3 separate regions of the Homo sapiens genome follow, and all the other regions are linked to region 1. Evidence: chromatin contacts called from ENCODE Hi-C or POLR2A ChIA-PET data. All regions are on one chromosome and are shown on one strand. The core of a region is the stretch at or near the end of the contact, and the rest is flanking DNA. Distances in the headings are between cores, read along the strand shown. Region 1 has its middle 110 kb from the start of ZBTB18. Region 2 overlaps LOC105373262 (a long non-coding RNA gene). Region 3 has its middle 24 kb from the start of ZBTB18.

What was found. A loop is a pair of places that touch in the nucleus more often than their neighbours do. ChIA-PET counts read pairs that join two places held with the same protein, here RNA polymerase II (POLR2A). Pooled maps may share reads with other maps.
Region 2: a loop to region 1 is called in a map of endothelial cell of umbilical vein, with 4 times the contacts of the local background. The contact joins two enhancer-like sites. A Hi-C loop is called at or near these places in 10 of 168 maps with a recorded cell type or tissue (CD8-positive, alpha-beta T cell, Caco-2, Calu3 and 7 more) and 11 of 50 pooled maps. POLR2A ChIA-PET finds 5 or more read pairs at or near these places in 2 of 52 experiments (OCI-LY7 and activated T-cell).
Region 3: a map of PC-3 shows a loop between it and region 1 (2.3-fold over the local background). The contact joins two enhancer-like sites. A Hi-C loop is called at or near these places in 2 of 168 maps with a recorded cell type or tissue (PC-3 and posterior cingulate gyrus) and 2 of 50 pooled maps. POLR2A ChIA-PET finds 5 or more read pairs at or near these places in 1 of 52 experiments (MCF 10A).

What each region holds. Positions count from the first base shown.
Region 1 is chr1:244,160,349-244,165,340 of GRCh38, reverse strand. No RefSeq gene overlaps it. Among named protein-coding and RNA genes, the nearest start is that of ZBTB18, 110 kb to the right of the region's middle. Within about 2 kb of position 2,005, at least 13 of the 41 ENCODE cell types and tissues checked have a DNase peak (open chromatin) inside an H3K27ac peak, as active enhancers do; they include PC-3 and endothelial cell of umbilical vein, where a contact is called at or near this core.
Region 2 is chr1:244,271,398-244,276,389 of GRCh38, reverse strand. All of the region lies in intron 1 of LOC105373262 (a long non-coding RNA gene), which reads left to right. Among named protein-coding and RNA genes, the nearest start is that of SPMIP3, 79 kb to the left of the region's middle. RefSeq lists a silencer at 3,102-3,328. Within about 2 kb of position 2,434, at least 21 of the 41 ENCODE cell types and tissues checked have a DNase peak (open chromatin) inside an H3K27ac peak, as active enhancers do; they include PC-3 and endothelial cell of umbilical vein, where a contact is called at or near this core.
Region 3 is chr1:244,072,687-244,077,678 of GRCh38, reverse strand. No RefSeq gene overlaps it. Among named protein-coding and RNA genes, the nearest start is that of ZBTB18, 24 kb to the right of the region's middle. RefSeq lists enhancers at 201-701, 2,814-2,863. Within about 2 kb of position 2,723, at least 4 of the 41 ENCODE cell types and tissues checked have a DNase peak (open chromatin) inside an H3K27ac peak, as active enhancers do.

The DNA of each region.
Region 1 (4,992 bases), core at 756-3,255:
GGACCCTTCTCCCTTTCGCCCTCTGCACTACAGTCATACTGTCCATTTAGCCACAGCCATTTTTATCTTAACACCATTGCACCTGCTATCCTGCTGTTTGGGGCACTCTTTCCCCAGGAATTTGTGTGGCCCCTGCCTCTCATTCTGGCATCTCCTTAGAGACGCATGCCTTCCTCACTCTGTTGATTAAGCAGTGCCCTGTCTTCCATCCCAGTCCCCAGGTTCCCTGTCTTATATAAGGGCCCTATTTTATCTCCTCAGTGTACTTAGAAGTACCTGAAATGATAGCATTTGTTTGTTTGGCTTTTTATGTTTGCTCCTTATCTCCCTCAATGGTAATGTGAGATTATAATACCTCACAGGCTAAAAGCTAAGATTATGTTTCTTCCCATCTACCACACAAAAACGTTGTAAGGTTTAATCCAATGAATGCTCCTCTTTAATGTAATGATCAGCATTAGCAATACTCAAACTCATGAAAACATCAAAAAGCACCCAATGCACTGCCCTACAAGGCTAGGGTAAAAATATTAAGAGGCCATCAATGTATCTGCATAGGATTGATTTTGCATTTCACGATGATTCATTAGCAAGAACAGGTGTTTGGAGCACAGGGACTGCGTCTTTGAGAGGCTTTAGTAGGGTCTAAAGTTTCACTCAGCATTGATCATGTGAGAACACTTAATCAAAGTGCATGATTAGTGGAGAGAGTTCTGTGAGCTCGTATGAATTTGGTTTGCTCTCTTTCCAAAGGGTAGCTTTTTGTTCAGACTGACAGTAGATGTCATTGATACCTCCTGAAGGCACAAGAGCCCGCTCTGTTTTGGGGGTTGCTCCAGACCTGCCTGGGATGTGGGAGCTCTGCTCTGACCATGGAGCACCCTAGACATGAGACAACCATATCCATGCCCAGTGACACCTATGTAAGGTGAGGGGCCACCAATCCCCAGGGACCACCCCAGAGGAGAGGCCAATATGGATAATGCCAAAAGCGATGAAGATAGTGTCATGTGGCTAGAAACACCTTCAGCACAGCCTAAGAATATTCAGAGATGCAAACTGAAGAAATGCGGGTAATGGCAAAGGCATTCGAAGAATCTCTTAGCTCTGGGAGTATACACAGGAGGAAATCCTATCTAGGAGGGAAGTGAGTCAGAGCCTGCTTACCACACTGGAGAAGGACAATCAGGTTTTAGAAGAGTCTTAGTACTTTATATCCTTGGGCTTTAAAACATTCTCTGATTTTTTTCATTTTTGATTGTTGAGTCCTGGAACAGTTATCAGGAAGTGCCTTTGGTGAACCCAGCTATGGGGAGAGGAACAGGTCTGGGGCCAGGCTCTGAAGGACAAATGCTCCGGACAGTGCTAGGAGGCCCCCGGAAGGCATTTCCGATGTACCCAGTGCCTTTCTGGAGAGTTGGCAGCAGTTCAAGAACTGTGCCTTATCCCGTCTTGTTAGGATATAAAACCGATGCTGGATATGGTGCATTGAGGCAGGTGGTCTGTAGTTTACATGCTACTTAAAATTCTGAAGCCACCTACAGTAAATGCTTGAAATAAATTGTGGGAAATCACTTGAATAATCTTGCAAACATCCATGTAATGCTTAAACAAAGGCCACCTAGAGACCAGGGAAAGGCTGCTGGAAGCCAGTGCACAGTTTACCTGGGAAGCCCCAGGGAGCAGCATGGGGAAGATGCTGGGAAATTACCCACCTGAGCTTCAGGCCATCCCCATTCATTCTGTTCTTTTTTTCTCATGATATATCACCCAGCCTAATCTCAAATTCGCTCTCAGAAATGGGGGAAGGACATCATTTCAGTTTTCGCAAAGTAACTGATTAAATCCCAGGTTTAAAATGCCTTGGTGAACAGAGTTCTTTCTATGCAAAGGATGAGCCCTGAATATACTATTTCCTTTTGGCCTGTGGAGGACTCTAATGTGAACGATTCTGCCATGTGGTATGAAATTCTCACGTGAATCATTGATGGCCTTGGAGAAAGGAAAGATCCTGATGCACGGCTCATCTCCTTATGAGGGAAATGGCAAACGAACCATAAAAGCAAGCAAATAAACCAACATGTGCCCAGGGAAACAGTGGCCCAACAAATCCTAAGCCATCAGAAGCAGTGAGATGTCCCTAGCAGGAATCCTCCCAACGGCAGCGCTCAGAGCTCCTGGTTAGAATTTCAGTTGTTGCTTATATAATTTCAAGTGATAACAAGAAGCTATTTTATTACTCTACTGGGTTCAGACTCTTGATCTATACTACCACCTTGAAGGATCATTTCATGTGTAATTTAGCAGCATTTATCTGATATGTGTCCAACAATAACTTACCCATTCTCTGTGGGTCAGCCTTATGGAATCTCTAGGGAGGCAGAGAAAGAAAAGAGACTGTTCCCACTCTCTAGGACTTCACGGTCCATGAGAAACAGAGACCAGCAAATCCACAATGGCAATCCGGGGGCCACACCGGCTGGGCAGAGTACAGAGCATGTCAAGGGTCACAGATCAGGGTAGAGGAGGGGCGCCGAATTCAGCCCTGGTGGGCTCCAAAAGGAAAGGTGTTGGGAGCAGAACATACTTAAGGTGAGTTTTCATGAAGAAATAGAAGTTAGCTAAGAGAAGAGGAGGAAAAAATGCACTCCCAAATAAGGAGGAACTGAGGCTGAGGATGGGATGTGTCAGGGAATAAGGCCCTTTTGGACACCTGGCTGTAGGGAACATGGGTGTGGGCCTCTGGGAGAAACTGAGGGAGGTAGAAACCAAGCAATGAAGATTCTTCTAGGCTACTAAGGATGTTGCCATTTACTCTGAAGGCCGTGGGGAACCCAGCATAATTAGGCTTATATTGCAGAAAATTGACTCTGGCATCAGTGTCAGAGGCATTTGAACCAGAGCAACTCCATCTTGAATAGGGGTGGGGTAAAATGAGGCTGAGACCTACTGGGCTGCATTCCCAGATGGTTAGCCATTTGATGTCACAGGATGAAATAGGAGATTGGCACAAGATACAGGTCATAAAGACCTTGCTTATAAAACAGCCTGCAGTAAAGAAACTGGCCAAAACCCACCAAAACCAAGATGGCGACGAGAGCAACTCTGGTCGTCCTCACTGCTACACTCCCACCAGCGCCATGACAGTTCACAAATGCCATGGCAACGTCAGGAAGTTACCCTATATGGTCAAAAAAGGGGAGGCATGAATACTCCACCCCTTGTTTAGCATATCATCAAGAAATAACCATAAAAATGGGTGACCAGCAACCCTCGGGCAGCTCTGTCTGTGGAGTAGCCATTCTTTATTCCTCTACTTTCCTAATAAACTTGCTTTCACTTTACTCTGTAGACTGGCCCTGAATTCTTTCTTGCGTGAGATCCAAGAATCCTCTCTTGGGGTCTGGATTGGGAACCCTTTCCGGTAACATCAGTATAGATGACAGATCAGAGAGCAGCAAGGCTAGAGGTTTAGGATGAGGATGAAGGTGGGAGATCAAACGATGCTTCATCAATAGAATTGAACACAATGGATGACTCACTATATAGAGAGACTGAGGGAAAAAGAGTTGGGTGTGATGTCCAGGTTTCTGATTTAGACAAGCAGACATTTGCTTAGAAATGCAACATTGAGGGATATGTCTTAAAGATGACAAAACTTCAAAAGTTTCCAAGGTAAACCTGTTAAAGTTTCTAAAGTAAACACAAATTATCTTAATTCAACAAGCTTATTCTAGGCTTCACTTTGACTATGAATCAAGAGGCAGAGCTTTAAGCACCCAAGAGGACTCTGGATTGCAGATTTGAGTTACAATGCTTGAAGTTCTCAGGGTATATTACAGTTCCCACGTAAGTGGGGTGTGACCTTGAATGCACAAAAGATGAGGACCCTAAGAATAGCGATTCTGCTGCCATGCAAGCAAGATATATAAATATGAATGTCAAGCCACTCCAATGCATGAAAGGCTTTAAAGATGCCTGAGAGTTCCAAAGTGCACCGGGCCTCACATAAGCACAATGAAATGATAATGAAGACAACCAGTAGCAGCGACCACCCACCAGCGGTTTTATTGCTGTAACTAGGAATGAAGGGTCTCCCTGGAACAATTGACACTGGATGGCATTGTCATTTTTAGCACATGCTAAAGCTGTGATTGTGAAAGGAATTGTCTCTGTTAAACCAAAGCCAGACTATTTATGGACATCCCTGCTCCCACTCCATTCTTGTGCCATGGCCATAGGTAGGAAAAAATGGAAAATGGCTGCTTGGTTGCCACACATTTTCCCATAAATCCCCTGTCCATGCTTAATCAACCAAGGAAGAAATATGCGTCAGAGGCCTCTTTTTGGAGGGCTTTGAGCTTAAGTTCAGCAAAGGCCCCTACCTTCCTATTTATTCCTTCACCTTCTGCAAACCTTGGGTCACGGTCCCCACTCAGGCCACCCACAATGCTACAGGTCAAAGGACTGCACTTAACCTTGGTGGGAGTAGCTTTCCAACAATCAGAAGAGACAAAGTCACTGACTTTAGTATGTGGAATGCAAATATCAGACAATAATAACGTCATTGTCCCTGTTTTAGAAACACTCACACACAGGCAAGCACAAAATCCTCGACAGTCTATGCTGTAGGAAGTGAGCTCAAAGAAACAGTTTTTGTGCCCATCTCCTCATTACTCCATAGTTAAGACTACTCAGCACTAGAAAGAGTGTGGTGAGGTTTTTGTGGGTTTCAGTCCTTCCTGGTTTTTTAACTCCATAGTCCAAGTAGATGAGCAGGCAGGAAGACTGAGTATGACGACTACACCGTCCATTTCGGTCTCTCAGGCGCCAGCACAGGTTTGGAGGCAGAGCGAGGAAAAGGACTTTGAAGTCAAGTAAGTTTATGCATTTTTTTTCTGCTCTAAGAAGTACAGTTTCTCTCAGTCCAAGAGCTCCATTCAACTGGACATCCAGCCTTTTTTTTATTTGATTATTTCCTACTGCCTATTA
Region 2 (4,992 bases), core at 1,185-3,684, 110 kb before region 1:
TTCTCCCTGACTGCTATCTCTCTCTTTGCCTGCTATCTCTCCCTCACTGCTATCTCTCTCTTTGCCTGCTATCTCTCCCTCACTGCTCTCTCCCTCACTGCTATCTCTCTCCCTCACTGCTATCTCTCCCTGACTGCTATCTCTCCCTGACTGCTATCTCTCTCTCTGACTGCTATCTCTTCCTGACTGCTATCTCTCTCCCTCACTGCTATCTCTCTCCCTCACTGCTATCTCTCTCCCTCACTGCTATCTCTCTCCCTCACTGCTATCTCTCCCTGACTGCTATTTCTCCCTCACTGCTATCTCTCCCTCACTGTTATCTCTCTCCCTCACTGCTATCTCTCTCCCTCACTGCTATCTCTCTCCCTCACTGCTATCTCTCCCTGACTGCTATTTCTCCCTCACTGCTATCTCTCCCTCACTGTTATCTCTCTCCCTCACTGCTATCTCTCTCCCTCACTGCTATCTCTCTCCCTCACTGCTATCACTCTCCCTCACTGCTATCTCTCTCCCTCACTGCTATCTCTCTCCCTCACTGCTATCTCTCCCTCACTGCTATCTCTCTGTCTGCTATCTCTCTCCCTCACTGCTATCTCTCTCCCTCACTGCTGTCTCTCCCTCACTGCTATCTCTCTCTCTGTCTGCTATCTCTCTCCCTCACTGCTATCTCTCTCTTTGTCTGCTATCTCTCTCCCTCACTGCTATCTCTCTCTCTGTCTGCTATCTCTCTCCCTCACTGCTATCTCTCCCTGACTGCTATCTCTCTCCCTCACTGCTATCTCTCTCCCTCACTGCTATCTCTCTCTCTGTCTGCTATCTCTCCCTCACTGCTATCTCTCTCCCTCACTGCTATCTCTCTCTCTGACTGCTATCTCTCCCTCACTGCTATCTCTCCCTCACTGCTATCTCTCCCTGACTGCTATCTCTCCCCGACTGCTATCTCTCCCTGTCTGTTATCTCTGTCGGACTGCTATCTCTCTCCCTGACTGCTATGTCTCCCCGACTGCTATCTCTCCCCATCTGCTATCTATCTCTGACTATCTCTCCCTGTCTGCTATCTCTCCCTGTCTGCTATCTCTCTCTGTCTGCTCTCTCTCTCTCTGACTGCTATCTCTCTCCCTGACTGCTATCTCTCTCCCTGTCTGCTCTCTCTCCCTGACTGCTATCTCTCTCCCTGACTGCTATCTCTCCCTGACTGCTATCTCTCCCTGACTGCTATCTCTCTCCCCGTCTGCTCTCTCTCCCTGACTGCTATCTCTCTCCCAGTGTGGAAGAGAGGAAGAACCTCCTATTTTCAGACATGGCCTGTGGAGAAGAAAGCCCCAGGTTGCATCCACAGGGTGGTGTCTCTGGAAGATTCTGGGATAACCCTGTAAGAGTTTGGTGGAAGAGGCCGGGTGCAATGGCTCACGCCTGTAATCCCAGCACTTTGGGAGGCCAAGACAGGTGGATTGCTTGAGGTCAGGAGTTCGAGACCAGCCTGGCCAACATGATGAAACCCCATCTCTACCAAAAATACAAAAGTTAGCTGGGCATGGTGGTGTGCACTTATAATCCCAGCTACTCGGGAGGCTGAGGCAGGAGAATCACTTGAACCTGAGAGGCGGAGGTTGCAGTGATCTGGGAGCCCACCACTGCCCTCCAGCCTGAGTGACAGAGCAAGACTCAGTATTAAAAAAAATAAAAAGAGTTAGGTGGGAGGAATGAGTGCCTTCTCTGATTCAGGCGTTCTGGCATGTCACCTCTAGGGGATTGAAGGGGGACCCTCATTCTGTAGGACAGAGGGATAACCTTTCACCTCCATCCCCCAGATGTGCCCCAGGATCTCCTGTAGACACAGCCTACCTCCCCCTCCTATAATCCTCACCAGCGAGCACACTTGGGGTGCTGGTGACTCATCCTGGATCCTAAGGGAGGCTTCCTGAGGATGGGCCTAGTGAACCAAACTTGGAGACAGAAGGTGAGTATGGAGACAGCGGAGCCCAGCCCGGAGGGAAGATGGCCTGGACATGAGTCATCCGTCCTCATCATTCGCCCAAGGATTCGATGTTCCTTTGGCTGGCATCTATTTTCTCTTTGCAAAACTATTGATCCTGCTGCCAAATGTACCCTAAGCCTACCTTATGCATCAGTGAGATGAATGATAAATTCAGTAACCTGAGGACACAGTAACGAGAGGGCACAGAGGACAGTGACTTGGACTTTCATCAGTAGACTTAACACTGGTTGGGCCACGGCCCGAGCAGGACTGAAATTTAGCAGGAGATGAGGACAGTAACATTTGGGTTTGTTCACCAAGCCCCCAGCTTGGCACCAGAAATTTTTGGCTTTCTGCAAACAGCTGCACAGAAGCAGTGGCCAAACCCAGCTAGTGTGTGATGAGTCATCTTGCGTCAGCATCGTGCAGCACAGACATCCTATGAGGGCTCCTTTAGCTGCTGTGTCTGGTTTGGGCTTTTTCCAAAAGACGAGGGAGCCAAATACCTAAGCCCCCACACTAATGAGCACTTTGCGATTCCATGTAAGCAAAGTTATTTCACCTCCCAAGACGCATCTACACTCCTCATTATTCATTGGCTGGCCCCGTGAAGCAAGGCCGAAGAAACTGACTTGACTTAAATCAGAAAAATGAAAACGGAGAGGACTTGGCAGTATGTATCTTTAGGAAAGCATGAGACAGTGTAAAGTCCTTCTCTTTATTCTGAGGCCAGGGCTTTAGACTATAGTAAGGTTAGTCATTGAAACCGATTTCAAGTTTCTAAAGTTTTACCAAGTATGATGATAGAAACTACTTCTCTAGGGATTTTTAATATATTCATGTGCATATGATTTTAAAGTGGACAAGGCACTCTTCATATGCATGATCTTATGTAAACACTACAAAACTCCAAGAATCAAACATTTATTATGACCTCCATTTTACAGATGAGAAAACAGGTTCCTAAAAATGAAATTATTTGCTCAGGGATGATGTCACAAATCACTGACAGAGCTTAAACGCAGGAACCAACATTCTGACTCCAAATCCCATTGATGTTTTCCCCAAACGATACAAGAAATGTCTTAAATGAAAGTCCATGTGAATATTTTGAAGAACCCTTCCAACGTCTTACCTAGACTGTTTTGTGATGCTGAGAAATTGATCTACACGTGTGCATCCCTCACATGGCCACAAGATGGCAGGGTAGCCTCGATGATTGAGAAATTGGCTTCATTCCTTGCACCAGTAGAGGGCTGTAGTTCCATGTTTCAAAAAGTAAGACATGGAAAAAAAAAAAAAAAAAAAAGAAAAGAAAAGAAAAGAAAAACAAAACAAAACAAAACAAAACCCATCAGTGTCTACATTGATGAAATAGGATGGTGGGAGGTTTGTTTTTCTTTTTGCCTTTTCTTTTTTAAATTAGGCAGTGAGAGTTCAAACAAACAAGTCTCCATTTTCACCTCTGTGTTTGCTTTTGGAGGCACGAGGTCAGGACTTGGGCCAGCCGCCTAGCCTACATTATTCATCTGTCCAGTTCCAGCCCTGGAACAAATGTGAAGAAATGAAGTAGCTTCAGTGGAGGGAAAACAGTGTTGTTATTGTTGCTGGTGACAGTTCTATTTGCCAACAAACATAAAAACATACTTTGGAACCCAAATGGGCTTGTCAGAGGGAACTTTTGTTCCATGTTTGGGCTGGGATGCTTCCAGATAGAAATCAGGCTGGCATTTGAACTTCAGGAGGCAGGGAGAGAGCTGTGCACAGCAGCTACTGACCCGAAAGGCCAGGCCATCAGCTGCAGTTTTCATCTGGGTGTCGTTTGACCACAGCCCACGCGGCTCCGGGTTGCCAACTGGGGTCACTGCCCTGAATGGGTATTATGGGGGAGGAGAGCAGGGCAGGCAGGCCAGGAGGATGGGCTTGCCACAAAAGGGGATTAACAGGCTTTGGATTCTGAGTTTTTGGAAGGTGGTTCTCACTTTGGGGCTTTGGGATGGTGAAAGCGGTCGTGATTCTGGGGGATTTATTTGCTGTAAGGTCTCAATTATCCCAAGACTGTTGGCAGCACCTTGGAGATCCCTTTGCTACATGGATTAATTACTCCAGGGATAAAGCCATCCTCGCTGTGTCTGCTGGTGAGTGTTTAGGGTCCGCGAACTCATGTAAATGCCAGTCTAAGGAAGCATAATTCAGAAGGCCAATCTGCCCATCCCCTGCTACTGTTACATAATTCAAGGTGAAGGTCCCAACCACAGCTGTCCGGGGGCTGCCTCCTCCCTCGCAGATGGAAGAAGCTTGCTTGATGGACTGGACTTACACTAATACGCTATCTATTTGGAAAGAAGAGATGGCGATAAATTACTACCATGGTGAATATCATTAAAATGCCGCAGAACCAAAAGCACTGTGTGAATGTTAACTCCAGGCACCTCGCATAGCCACTCCACAAAGCTCCGGTATCACCCAACACTTTAAATTGAGCTCTAAAGCTGGAAAGGCATCTTAGAGATTAGCGGGTCCAGACGTTCGTGTCTAAGACAGCAAGCTCCCCCTAGGAGGAGTTCAAGAAATGTTTGGTGAATGAGTGAGCCTTTCATTTTACAAATCATGTAACAGCCCCTGGGAAGTGAAGCAATTGCCCCCATCGCACACCTCATTGGTGGCAGACCAGGCACTACGGCACAGCTGGCTAACTCTCAGGTTAGTCCTGTTTCAATTCCATTTTGCTGCCTAGCATTTAAAAAACTCATTTTTATTTTGTTGCTTTTTTCTTTTCAAGCCTTCTTTTGATCTACAGTTCGCTTCAGAACTACACAGTGATGAGGCGGAAACCTCTTGGTTCTCACCTTCAGATTCATTTGGTCTCAATTTCCAACCACTGGGCCTTGTAAACCTTAACTGGCTCTAGAGCTAAATAGTTCAATTTCCAGCATTCAGCCTCAGATTTATGGACACTTACGATAGAAGACTCAAATGTATTCCAATAGATCAGGGGTTGAAAACTTTTCTGG
Region 3 (4,992 bases), core at 1,474-3,973, 88 kb after region 1:
CACCAAGCCAAGCCCTTTCTCACTTCCTCCTCAACTACGAGGGGGTGGGGAGGGGGCCGAGGGAGCTTCTGCTGTAATAGCCTCTCCGTGAGGACGGGAGACCGCAGAGGGGCTGCTCACGTGCCGACGCGCAGGGATCTCTGGCCCGCACCGGACCTGGGCTCTCCCAGCCCCACCGCCGTGGAATCTGAGGGACTTCACGCTTCTGGGAAAGGAACAACAAAGAAGGCATACACAGAGATTTTGTGCGATTCAGAAAGACTCCAGAGAGTAACAGGCCAGCTTCCCTCCGGTATTGGAAGCTACTCTATGAAACTCAAACTCATAGGCCAAAACTGCATGCTTTTTTCAGAAGGCCAAAGCAAGTCCACCTCAGCTCAGAGTATGCCAAGCTTCAATTAAATGTAAACGGATCCCTTAATGCATAGAAGAGACAAAATAGGGCTGAGGCTGCATGCTGCATTGAGTCCACATGGCACCAGGGAAGTCTGACCCCTGGGAAAGGGCACGTACAGGTTGGCTGCAGGTGCCCGGAGCATGTAAATAATTGGAAATAATGGGGCTCCAGTAGGTACCATCAAATGCGTGAATGGGATTATTCCTAGCACTTCTGCGAGCCACAGATGACTTGCGCCATCTCCTTTACTGTGCTGAGTAGCGACAGATGGCAGAAGGAGAGTTGGGCAAAACCAAGTCTCGTCTCCCCACCATTAACAAGCTGTGTGACCTTAGGCCAGGCACTTAACCTCTCTGGGTCTCAATTTCCATGCTTTTATAAGGCTGAGGAAAGCTCAATTCCCTTCTGGCTCTAAAATCCCTCTTCACCCCTTCTCACATGAACTTTTGGAATTGGCCACGGAGGCCAAAAGAAGCCGTGGCTGCATGCTGGTCTAGACTGAACAACAGACACCCCAGCAGGCAAAGCCTCGTGCAACATGCCAGGGTGTTCCTGAAATCGTAGAGGTAAATCAGCTGATTGAAAACTATATCATAAAAGTTATGGAAGTCTCACTCTGTCGCCCAGGCTGGAGTGCAGTGGCCCGATCTCAGCTCACTGCAACCTCCACCTCCTGGGTTCCAGCTATTCTCCTGCCTCAGCCTCCCCAGTAGCTGGCATTACGGGAGCATGCCACCACGCCCAGCGAATTTTATATTTTCAATAGAGACAGGGTTTCACCATGTTACCCAAGCTGATCTCGAACTCCTGACCTCAGGTGATCCGCCCACCTCAGCCTCCTAAAGTGCTGCACCTGGCCCCTTTAATCTGTTTCTTAACTTGATTTTCCACAGGTGGATTTAATAAGCTTCAGAGTCAGCTGATCTAGGTTGGAACCCTGGTTCCTGGAAAAATTACTCTCTCAACTTCAGTTTCCTTATCTGTAAAATGGTGTTAGTGCCTACCTTGAAACTTTGTTAGGGAAGCTAGCAGGAATTTATGTCGAGTGAAGCAGAGTACGTTAAACATGAGGTGCTCGCCTCATATCAGCTTTTTTGCACGATCCTCAAAGCAAAACACATGTTCATGTGTACTTGCCTTTTTCTCTGTGGTCTCTTTTAGGTCCTCCAGGACAGGGACAATATTTTTATTCTTGGTAAACCCTATAGTGCTTTGCACAACACTTAGTAGAATAAGTGAATTCATCAATGAACGAAATTACTCTTTCGTTTTTCCCTAAGGTTCTGGTCTCTTTTAGGTCCTCCAGGATAGGGACAATTGTCATTCTTGGTAAACCGAGAATAAAACTTTTCTCTCTGATCTCTTTTAGGTCCTCCATGATAGAGACAATTTTTATTCTTGGTAAACCCTATAGTGCTCTGCACAATACTTAGTAGAATAAATGAATTCATCAACGAACGAAATTACTCTTTCGTTTTTCCCTAAGGTTCTGCCTTCCAGAGTTCACACCATCTCACACTTCATTGTTTCTCCCTTCCTCACAGCCAACATCTCTTCCGGGTGGTAGGTTTAAGTCAGTCTCCGGTCGCCGTTTTTGCAAGTCTTAGAGACTGGCCCTTTTAAAAGAGGATTCCTGACATTTGCATCTTGTGTCAGAACACATGCATTTGCATACGTTGGAGAACCTTGAGGCTCCAGACAGCCTGAAGTTAGAAAGTGCTCAGAAGAGCAAGGCAAGCCTCCCCCAGGAGGGTAGGAAGTGGTAGGCACTTACAGTTAGTGCCAGCCAACTCCTTAATGTCCCAGCCAAATTCCTGGGATGGCCAGTCCCAGGAAACCACATGTTTTTATGCTCAAGCTTGTAAAACATTGTCGTAAGTAAATCAAATTTTTGTCCTGCCCTCTCTGCTTACCAGACCAAGAGCAGTGATTATGAATGGCAAGTGGCAAGAAACGGGGTGGAGAAAAACATCACCAGTGAAGACGGAAATGTGTCTGAGAGGTAGGACGGGGGTGTCTGCTTTCTCAGGGAAGCTCCAGCTTCTGTTCCACCTCCTGGGAACCTGCCTGTGTGTCCTAATGTCCACCTAGCCCGGATGAGACTGGACAATCAAATTCATGCTCCTCCCGCTCTCCCTCACTTTACCTGTGGGGGTGTCAAAGCCAGAGAGTGAAGCCATTAAATCAGTGCAACCAGAAAATTCATGAGCTCAGAGAGGGCGGGTTGCCTGGTAGAATTAGTAAACTTCATGAGGTGAGAACCACATTTCCGTTCAGCTCAGTGTTCGCGGTGCGAGACAATGCCTCGCCCACTCGAAGTGTTTGTTGAGGGAGTGGATGCATAGATGCAGGAATAAACCAGTGAACGAACACATCGCAGCCGGCAGTAAACTCAGCAAGCCCTTCAGGTTCCCTTTCAAGGCGCTAAGACTACCCGTTTTGCAGCCTGGGCTACTTAGGGGTAACAGGTGAGAAAATATCTGTTGAAGTTTCCAGGACAGTGGAGAGGGCAATGCGTGGGCAGGTCCCAGGAGAAAAAAAAGGCTGCAGGTGGGGTGGAGCCAGCCGTGCAGGAAGCAAGTGGGAGAGAAGTAGGAGGTGGGTGCAGCTGAGCGCCCGGGGAAGCCCCTGCAGGAAGGGACGTTGGTCAGGCAGGAGGAAGGAGGAGGAAAGAGCACATCACATCTGTGGTGCCCAGGTGGCCACCCAGAGCCCACTACGCCACATAGGCTGTCATTTAATTCCTTCAAGAGCCCTGTGATTTCAGTATTATTATCTCCATTTTATGTCGGAGAAAACTGAGGCTCAGAAATAGTAAGAAACACAACCAAGGTCAAGAAGCTGGAAAGTGGAATAGCGTTGGGAATTCAACCAAGGTTTCGCCAATTTCAAAGCCAATATTCTTTCCATCCTCCTAGCACTGTCTCCTGGGAAAAATTAATGTGAGGGATACGTATCACATTGATACACATCATCCAATGATACCCTGCCTCCACCCTGCCGCCAGCCACCCAGCCCCATCAGTCCCCAAGTCCCGTTGACTTGTTTTTTCTAAGTTTGACTGGGACCCAAACCCTTCTTTCCATCCCTGGCTGGGCTGCTGCCTCAGCCCATTCCTCCATCACCTGTCACGTGGACCACAGCGGTCCTCTCCTGACAGGCCAGCCACCCTGCTTGCATCTCACATGGCACATCCACAACCACAGTGTTCTTTCTGGAGTGCAAAATGGAATGTTTTTCTCCTGCTCTAGGATGAGGCCCAGATCCCCTAGGTCCTGGCCTGGCTGACCAGCCCAGTAGCATCTCTCTCAATTGGATGGTGATCCCCAAAAAGATATGTCCACACCTAACAACCGGACCCTCTGAATGTGACCTCATTTGGAAAAAGGGTCTTTGCAGATGCCATTAAGTTAAAGATCTTGTGATGAGGAGATCATCCTAGATTACCCAGGTGAGCCCTAAATCCAATGACAAGTGTCCTTTAAGAGGCAGAGAGAGACCTGGTGCGGTGGCTCTCACCTGAAATCCTAGCACTCTGGGAGGCCGAGGCGGGAGGATCACTTGAGGTCGGGAGTTCGAAACCAGACTGGCCAACATGGTGAAACCCCGTCTCTACTAAAAATACAAAAATGAGCCGGGTATGATGGTGGGTGCCTGTAATTCCAGCTACTCGGGAGGCTGAGGCAGGAGAATTGCTTGAACCCAGGAGGCAGAGGCTACAGTGAGCCGAGATCGTGTCACTGCACTCCAGCCTGGGTGATTGAGTGAGACTCCATCACAAAAAAAAAAAAAAAAAAAAAGAGGCAGAAGAGAAGACACAGAGAGTAGAAGACCACGTGAAGATAGAAGCAGAGATTGGAGTGGTGCAGCCACCAGGAACGCCTGGAGCCACCGGCCACTGGAACTTCAGGGACAAGGGAGGATTCCCGCATGGAGCTTCTGGCGGGAGCATGGCTCTGGCAACCCCTTAATTTTGGGCTTCTTGCTTCCAGAACAATGAGAGAATAAAGGACTGTTGTTAGAAGGCACCCAGTTGCTGGTGATTTGTTTGGCAGCCCTGGGAAACTGATACACCTTTCCCATCGTGCTCTAGCCAGACCCACTGGACTGAGAAAGATCTGACAGTTTCCTCAGATTTGCCCAGTTCTCTGTCTGGTCCTTCGCACATGCTAACTCTCTGCCCAAAACACTGTTCCACCCGCTTATTTACAGGCTGACTCCTCTTCCCCTGCCACTTTCTGAAGAATCTTCTCTGGCACATCAGCCAGGTTGGACTCCACTTACAGCGCGACCCCTCTTTCGGTGCACTTCACTTTTATAACACTCATGATACTTTATGGTCATTTTTGGTTTCATTGTTTCATTGGCTGGTAAGTAAGTTCCATGACGGCAGGAACTGCTGTATCCCCAGGCCCAAGTGTGCAGTAGCCACTTCGTCAACATTTTCCCTCTACCTTAGTTCCATTTCCACCTCTGGCAAGCTTCCCCCATTATGTGAGGAAAGCCCATTTTCAGCTGGAAATACAGGAGCGAACCCATGAAAATGGGGTGAGGAGGGCAAACAGAGAATGAAAGAACTTAGTGTCATCTTCAGC